Linked DNA regions of Homo sapiens: all the other regions are linked to region 3. Evidence: read pairs that join two places in POLR2A ChIA-PET (ENCODE). Cell type or tissue: A673. All regions are shown on one strand. Region 1 overlaps ROBO2 (roundabout guidance receptor 2). Region 2 overlaps ROBO2 (roundabout guidance receptor 2). Region 3 has its middle 230 kb from the start of ROBO2.

Region 1 (2,500 bases), 620 kb after region 3:
TCTCGGCTCACTGCATCCTCCACTCCTGGGTTCACGCCATTCTCCTGCCTCAGCTTCTCGAGTAGCTGGAATTACAGGCATTCGACACTACACCCAGCTAATTTTTGTATTTTAGTAGAGACAGGGTTTCACCATGTTGGCAAGGCTGATCTCGAACTCCTGATCTCAAATAATCTGCCTGCCTCAGCCTCCCAAAGTGCTGGGATTACAGGAATGAGCCACAGCGCCCAGCCCCTTAATATGATTCGTGGTGTGACTAGAAACCATGAAAGAATTTAAAGCCAAGGAGTGCATGACCCAGTTCATATTTTCTAAAGATTCCTGGGATTACTGTATTGAGGTTGGATTGGGAGGGAGCAAGAACGAAGCAGGAATGTCACGTTAAAGGTCGTTCAGCTGTCCAGACAAGAAATAATGGTGGATTTGGCTAGGGTGATGGCAGTGGAAATGGAGCAAAGTGAGCATATTCTAGAAATACTTGGGACATTGAGCTGTAAGGACTCCAAGTGCCGGCTTCATGATGTGTGGGAAAGACTGATCAAGGAGAATCGATGGGTTTCTAACTTGAACAACAGGATGGATAAAGGAACCATGAACAGAGATGGGGCCCACTGTGGCGGGCAGGTTTTGGGGGTGAAGAAGATGAGTTCCACTTTGTATTCTGAATTGGAGATACCTGATTGTCGTGAAGGTTAAGATGCTTCAGAGTGTTCAGAAATCAGGCGTGAGATTAAGGTAACAGATAAGGATTTGAATAATGGGAATATATAGATAATTGAAGGTATAGAAATTCTTTTTCTTGATCATAAAGGGGGAAACCCTATTTGAATGTGGTGTGTATAATGTAAATACCTACACACACATACATATGTGTGTGTCTGTGTGTGTGTGTGTGTGTGTGTGTGCATAAAACCTAAGGAGTAAAAAGAATAGCTGATATCATTTGGTCAGGAAGGAAGGAAGGAAGGAAGGAAGGAAGGAAGGAAGGAAGGAAGGAAGGAAGGAAAGTTTTTCTTGATTGAAGAAACCCATGTTCAATTCAACCTTACACATTGAAATCATTTACTAATTTGCTTTCATTTACTAATTTGCTTTAATTTTCCCCCACAAAGCTGTATATGAATGTAAAAAGAAAATGATTAAAAATACAAATAAGATTAACTCAGCTTCCAAAGTTCATATAGGGTAAGAATTTGCATTGAAAATCTGATGAAAGTGTTTGAACTCTATGTTCTCTCCCAAGAGTCATACTCCTTTTAAAATTTGCTAACAGCGAACTTCATATTTTAATTTAACATTGAGCTGAAGCCTCTAAAAGTGACATTTCTACATGGAAGGTGTGCCAGATTCCTGGAGAGGGCATATGGAATGTGCGGAATATGAGCAACCTGTTTGTAGGCATCTGGAGGCACTGGAAAAGGGATGAGGTTAACCTGAAAACCACTGGATTCAGGATTAGAGTAGCCTCTCTTGCCGCTGATCCTGAAGTTGTATCTTATGGAAGCATTGTCAGACCACAGAACGCTTGCTACTGAAAACACAGGGCTGAATTAATAATTGCTAATCTATATTTTATTTATGATGTGCTAGTCAGTGTTGTAAGCACTTGATGTATTATTTCATTTAATTATTACAATTCCCTTAAAATGGGTGCAATTGCTATCTCTATTTTATAACTGAAGAAATTGAAGTGAGCTTAAATAATTTGTAGAAGTTCACGTATCTCATAAGTGGTACACCTAGGATTTGAACTCCTGTTCGCACAAAGCATGTATCGTAATTGTTATTTGTTGTTTGGGATGAGTGGGTTGAGGGGACAAGAAATTTCAATCCCAAAGGAAAGAAATGCTGTCTTTCCTGGATGTTAGTTGATTTCCTGGAGTGAATGGCCTTCTGGCTCCCACTGGCCAGGGAAAAAGAAAGAAAATAACAGCAAGTCGTTAATTCATAAAACAATTTTCCCAAGTGCAAGGCTTGCAGTTTCTGCACCTGCTACGTTGCTGACTCATCTCACCTGAATCATTTAGTCAGCTTCATTGTGTTTGCTAAGACTGCTAATTATCCTACTGGAATAATTTAAACTATCAATAAAGAATGCAATAAATCATTAAAGATATGGTTAATAGGGAGAGATAATTTTGACTATTCAGCTTGCATTGATCCTTGATATAAAAAGATTAATTTTATATTCCGTTTTTAACCTTACAGGCAACCATTAGCCATTTCTTTTCACAGAGTTGAGCTGAGCTGGTTTTTCATTAAAAATGTGGCATTTATCTTATTGAATTCTAGCTGTGATATCTCATTCCAGGAACAAAAATATATTCTGACTTACCAAGAAAGCACAACAAGACAAATGTTACATTTTTAATAAAAGTCATTGTAAACAAATTTTTGAAATTTTTATGCTTTTTAATCTACCCAAGTATACATCCTCCTTATTCCTATTAATTTAGAAAATTGATATCTTTTCCCCTTAAAACTATAGGAATTATGTGAT
Region 2 (2,500 bases), 340 kb after region 3:
GGTCTTTTCCAAAGTTACCTTTCCTTGATCTCTTCCAATGATGTCATTGCAAAAAATTGTCTAATTTATCAAAAAAACAACATGAAATTCAGGTATGCGTACAGGTGTAAAAAGGCCAAGATTTGGCCAGGCATGGTGGCTCACGCTTGTAATCCCAGCACTTTGGGAGGCCGAGGAGGGCAGATCACTGAGATGAGGAGTTCAAGACCAGCCTGGCCAAAATGGTGAAGCCCCATCTCTACTAAAAGCATAAAAAATTAGCCGGGTGTGGTGGCACGCGCCTGCAGTCCCAGCTACTCAGAGATTGAGGCACAAGAATCACTTGAACCCAGGAGGCGGAGGTTGCGGTGAGCCAAAATTACGCCACTGCACTCCAACCTGGGTGACAGAGCGAGACTCTGTCTCAAAAAACAAAAAACAAAACAAAACAAGAAAAATGGCCAAGATTTAGTAAATATGTACACTGGGGACTCATATCTGGGATATATGCAATATGCACCTGTTTATGGTAGAAATTTTTTTACCTAAGAAGAAACAATACTATCATCTTTCTATTTCAACTTGTTTACTAAATTATAATTTTCTTAGGTTTAGCAAATGCTCATTTAGTAATTGTGTCATCCTGCATCTGGGCTTCTAGGCTTTGAATTAGAAAATCTGAGACTGCTTGCTGCCTTTGGTATTTATTAGTTCCATGACCTTCGGTGAGTTCTTTAATCTGCCTGAAGCTCAGTATCTTCATCCACAAAAAGGGAGCACTGGTGCCCACTTGAGGGGGCCCTAAAGGGTGGAAATTTAATGACATGATAATTGTGAGTGCTCTTTTCAAACTGTAATGTGTTATATAAACATCAGATATTGTTACTATTAAGACTGATGTCATATAAGATTAACCATGGTCTCCAAAAGATACAATACTCATAGTTTCATTACTAAATAAACTTTTAAAGTAAAACCAAAATACTTTCAAAAATAAATTGTATTAATTATTACCACCATAATACTGAAAGTTTTATGGAAATATTTCCTCTCTAAAGCACACCGTTGTATGTTAGAATGTTTTCCTGGTGTACTCTTTTACTATGTGTAATTTAAAAAGTAATTCTAGACTATCAAGATAGAATTTTATTATAATATTACTGCTTAATATGACACTTTCTTCTAATTTTATTGTGCCAAGAATTTGTGCAAAAGTTACACAGGCAGATAGTTACCTTCTTTTTTCCTTTGGGTTTTCAATACGTACTCTAACAAAGGAAAGATGAAAGAAATCAGGGAGAAGATCTGGCATTTAGAAACACACACTCCCTCCCACACACACATCCACTCCGAAAAGTTATAAAGGATCTGTTGAATTTGGGGGATACCTTGAAGAACTTCAAGCTGTCACCATTTCACTACCCCATGCGGTTTGAGCAAATGAGCAGCCTTGAACTTTGCACACAGAGACGCGAGGCCTGGGCAGAAGGCAGTGCATCTGCAGGTCCTTGCATGACTAATTTCCTGTCAGCAAGTGATTTTATTATCATTTAAATAAGAATGGATAATAATAGCTGTAAACTTGGCAGATGGCTGAATTGGTAAATTTTAAAGGAGGTAGGTTTGAAATACTTCTGTGCTTCCTCCTTCAATGCCTTCACCCACTCCTTAAGCCCCGTGGCAATCAACTATTTTGGTTACCACTTTTGATTTAACCACTGTGTTCATTCCTATCGATTAAAGGGGCTTTAATAGCACAATATTGTGATGGCTGTTTAAGCAGAGGACATACTGTGTTTCATTGCTTCTTATTTACACTGGGCAAGGGGGAAGCCCAGTTATTGGTAGGTACTTCCCTCTTCTAATCATTTCTGCATGAAACTTTTTTTCTTTCTCTCTTCACTCAACGCTTAAGAGGAAAGGAAAACTACTTGAACTTCTTAGTTCGTATTTCTCATATAAAGTTAAAACAATGTATAAAAAGAACTATTGTGTATTCAGTTCTCATGTTCCCATTCCTTAATCAACACAGGCTTATCAATACAGCAATAAATGAGGACAGTCTGAAGCACAGGAGAGATCACTAATATTGCAGCCAATTTTCTTTCCTAAAAAGTACAGGCGCAAAAATAATTCATATCAGATGAGGTCTTACAAATATTAAACACCATTATGTCAAGCAAATACCGCTAAATATGAAACAAAATATTGACTCTATTACATAATATAGTTATGGTTAACAAAATAAATCTAATAGGGAATTTTAAACTACCAATTTAGCTTAATTAAAAGGTACAATTTCCTCAATCCTGATTAAATAACAGTAAAAGCATAGATTGAATCCACTCCCTCTGAGATTTTTAAAAGAATGTTTGAGAAAGCTTGATGTTGGAGTTATAATTACACAACAGTAATCTGCTTATTCCTTTGACTTAAGGTATTAAGATCGCTACTAACCAAAGTTCATTAATTGAAAGCTTGGAGACAAAGTAAATTTTTTTTTTTTTTTTTTTTTGAGACA
Region 3 (2,500 bases):
CACAATTTAAAAGGATTCAAGACTACTGAATATTATCATTTTGCTGAGTATTTAGCATGAAGGTTTTAGGTACAATATTTTATGTAACATTACCCAAGAAATGGTGAAAAGCTAACCTGAAAACAAAAAATTACATAATTTAGCTTTTAAAATTCCATTTGTAAGTGTAGTAAGAGACTGGCATTTGAAATTAAGAAAGGTATTAAGAAACAAAGCATTACTATTTGGAGAAGATAGATAATTCCTTCCAAGACTAAACTATTTAGTGACAGTATGTGAGATGAAGATAATTTGGTTGTTTATTAATAAGATGCAAGTTACTTGCCTAATGAACCATTTTAATCAGTGATTTATCAGTTAATCAGTGTTAATCAGCATTTCATTACTAAATAAGGACTTCATGATGAGGTGGACAAACTCATAGTGTTGCATGACTAATAAGCAGACATCAATTTTTTTCAAAATGATTTTTATTATTGAGGTCTATAATATTCAAAGTTTGGGAAAAGACTATCTTTAGGTTAGCAGAATCCAGTGGCTTCATGAGAGAAGTCCAGCATTTGTGGTTGGATGATTTTGAGATATAGAGTACTTGGTGAATGTCCAGCTTTTCCAAGAACAAGGACCTGGAGAAAATGATGGTATTGTTAACTCTAAGTGAAAACACAGAATAGTCTCAGATAAATTATTATTTCATGTTTGTTCATTTTTCATTTTCTTATCAGTAAAATAATATTGCTTATGTCATACCTTAAAAGGATGAAATTCTAGAATGTTGAGATAAAATCAAACAGATCTTGGGAAGTAGTTGTTCAACTATTCTCTTTGCTCATCAGAGGATGTCTGGAACATTAGATTTGGTTTTAAATGTCGTGTTTTAAATGTTGTGGACTTTATACCTCATCCAAACTCCTGGTGACCAACTCACCCATAACTACAAGTTTTGGTGAATCATCACCCTGTAGGCATTTTTAGCTCTGGGCCTTGTGTCCTCTGAGCTAGAAAACCAAATCTCAATTCTTGACATTCACATCAAGAAAGGATTGGGAGACAGACTGCTGTAATTTCAAGACTTCATGCCTATATCTCATCTCCAGACTGCTTGTCTGGCTTTTTGCTTAATTACCTTTCTCTCTTTCCCTCCTTCCTTCCTTCCTTCCTTCCTTCCTTCCTTCCTTCCTTCCTTCCTTCCTTCCTTCCTTCTTTCCTTCCTTCCTTCCTTCCTTCCTTCCTTCCTTCCTTCCTTCCTTTTTTGAGATGGGGTCTCATTCTGTATCCCACGCTGGAGTGCAATGGCACAATCTTGGCTCACTGCAACCTCCACCTCCCAGGTTCAAGCGATTCTCCTGCCTCAGCCTCCCAAGTAGCTAGGACTATAGGTGCCCACCACCATGCCCAGCTAATTTTTGTATTTTTAGTGCAGACAGGGTTTCACCGTGTTAGCAAGCCAGGATGGTCTTGATCTCTGGACCTCATGATCCACTTGCCTCAGCCTCCCAAAGTGCTAGGATTACAGGTGTGAGCCACCGTGCCCAGCCTCATTTTTTTAGTAAGGGAGCTGGATACAATTCCAGGTGATGTCCTTCCTAAACTGCTAAATTTATTTTATGTTAAATGATTTGCAGCATTATTTCTTATATTGAAACAAATTGATATACCACAGGCTAAAAATTTTAAAAATTATACAAATTTTAAAGATAAAAGCTATTTGAAAAAAAAAAAAAAAAAACGTGTTTGAAGTAGGCCATTTCATGCCCAAAGACCATGAGTATTTGAGCATCGCAGCCCTTAGTTATCAGAGAGATTTGTAAATCTGGGAAGGATTTTTGGGGGACTTGAGTGAAACAGAAGTTTCTGCCTTAATTTAAAAAAAAAGGGAAACTTGAACAACAAAACACAATAACAGAAAAGAATTGGACATCTATGGTATTTTTCTACCTTTCTGGATTACAATCAATTATGTATTATGATGACTTTTTAATCTTTCTCTCAGAAAGAAAATATTCAGTTGCACACAGAAGCAAAAAATATTAGTTCTCAAATAAAAAACTTATAATTAAAATAAGACAGTAGAGCTTTCTAAAGTGTACTCATAAAATATTAATAGATATCCTGCCAACACTTTTTAAACATAAGAAATGCAACTGTGAAAGACATAGAGCAAAATTAGTAACGGAAGAAATTTTCTCACAAGTGTTATTAATGGCATGAACAGAAATCCAATTAAATGTAATCTGTTTCCTACAATAAAAGTGTCCTGGCACAGAAGTATAAATTTTTTTTTTTTTTTTTTTTTTTTTTAGCAAATCTCATCCATGACACAAATCAAAAAGACACTTGCTTAGGAGATTCCTCAAATAGTTGAATAAATAAATACATCTTATTGTTTGTACTGGCACACTTACTGAGCAAGCTTTGGAACTTGGAAGAATATTAAAACAATTTCTATCAGGAAATTCGAGTGAACATAGCACACAGACTCTTTTAAGTACAGTCATAG

Evidence for each region. ChIA-PET counts read pairs that join two places held together with the same protein. Peaks named below come from ENCODE experiments on the same cell type or tissue, not always from the same donor. Only the 100,000 strongest peaks of a DNase experiment are listed, where the experiment ranks them.
Region 1: POLR2A ChIA-PET joins it to region 3 with 33 read pairs; 1 of 35 experiments calls an interaction of 5 or more read pairs at or near these places.
Region 2: POLR2A ChIA-PET joins it to region 3 with 7 read pairs; 1 of 35 experiments calls an interaction of 5 or more read pairs at or near these places.

What each region holds. Positions count from the first base shown.
Region 1 is chr3:77,425,730-77,428,229 of GRCh38, forward strand. The region is part of intron 2 of ROBO2 (roundabout guidance receptor 2); the gene reads left to right. Among named protein-coding and RNA genes, the nearest start is that of ROBO2, 390 kb to the left of the region's middle. In A673, no CTCF peak of the experiment used is centred here; a DNase peak (open chromatin) is centred at 1,032; H3K27ac peaks cover 2,492 bases.
Region 2 is chr3:77,146,562-77,149,061 of GRCh38, forward strand. All of the region lies in intron 2 of ROBO2 (roundabout guidance receptor 2), which reads left to right. Among named protein-coding and RNA genes, the nearest start is that of ROBO2, 110 kb to the left of the region's middle. In A673, no CTCF peak of the experiment used is centred here; a DNase peak (open chromatin) is centred at 1,450.
Region 3 is chr3:76,810,635-76,813,134 of GRCh38, forward strand. It overlaps a transcript of ROBO2 not described here. Among named protein-coding and RNA genes, the nearest start is that of ROBO2, 230 kb to the right of the region's middle. In A673, no CTCF peak of the experiment used is centred here; DNase peaks (open chromatin) are centred at 977, 1,847 and 2,367; H3K27ac peaks cover 2,221 bases.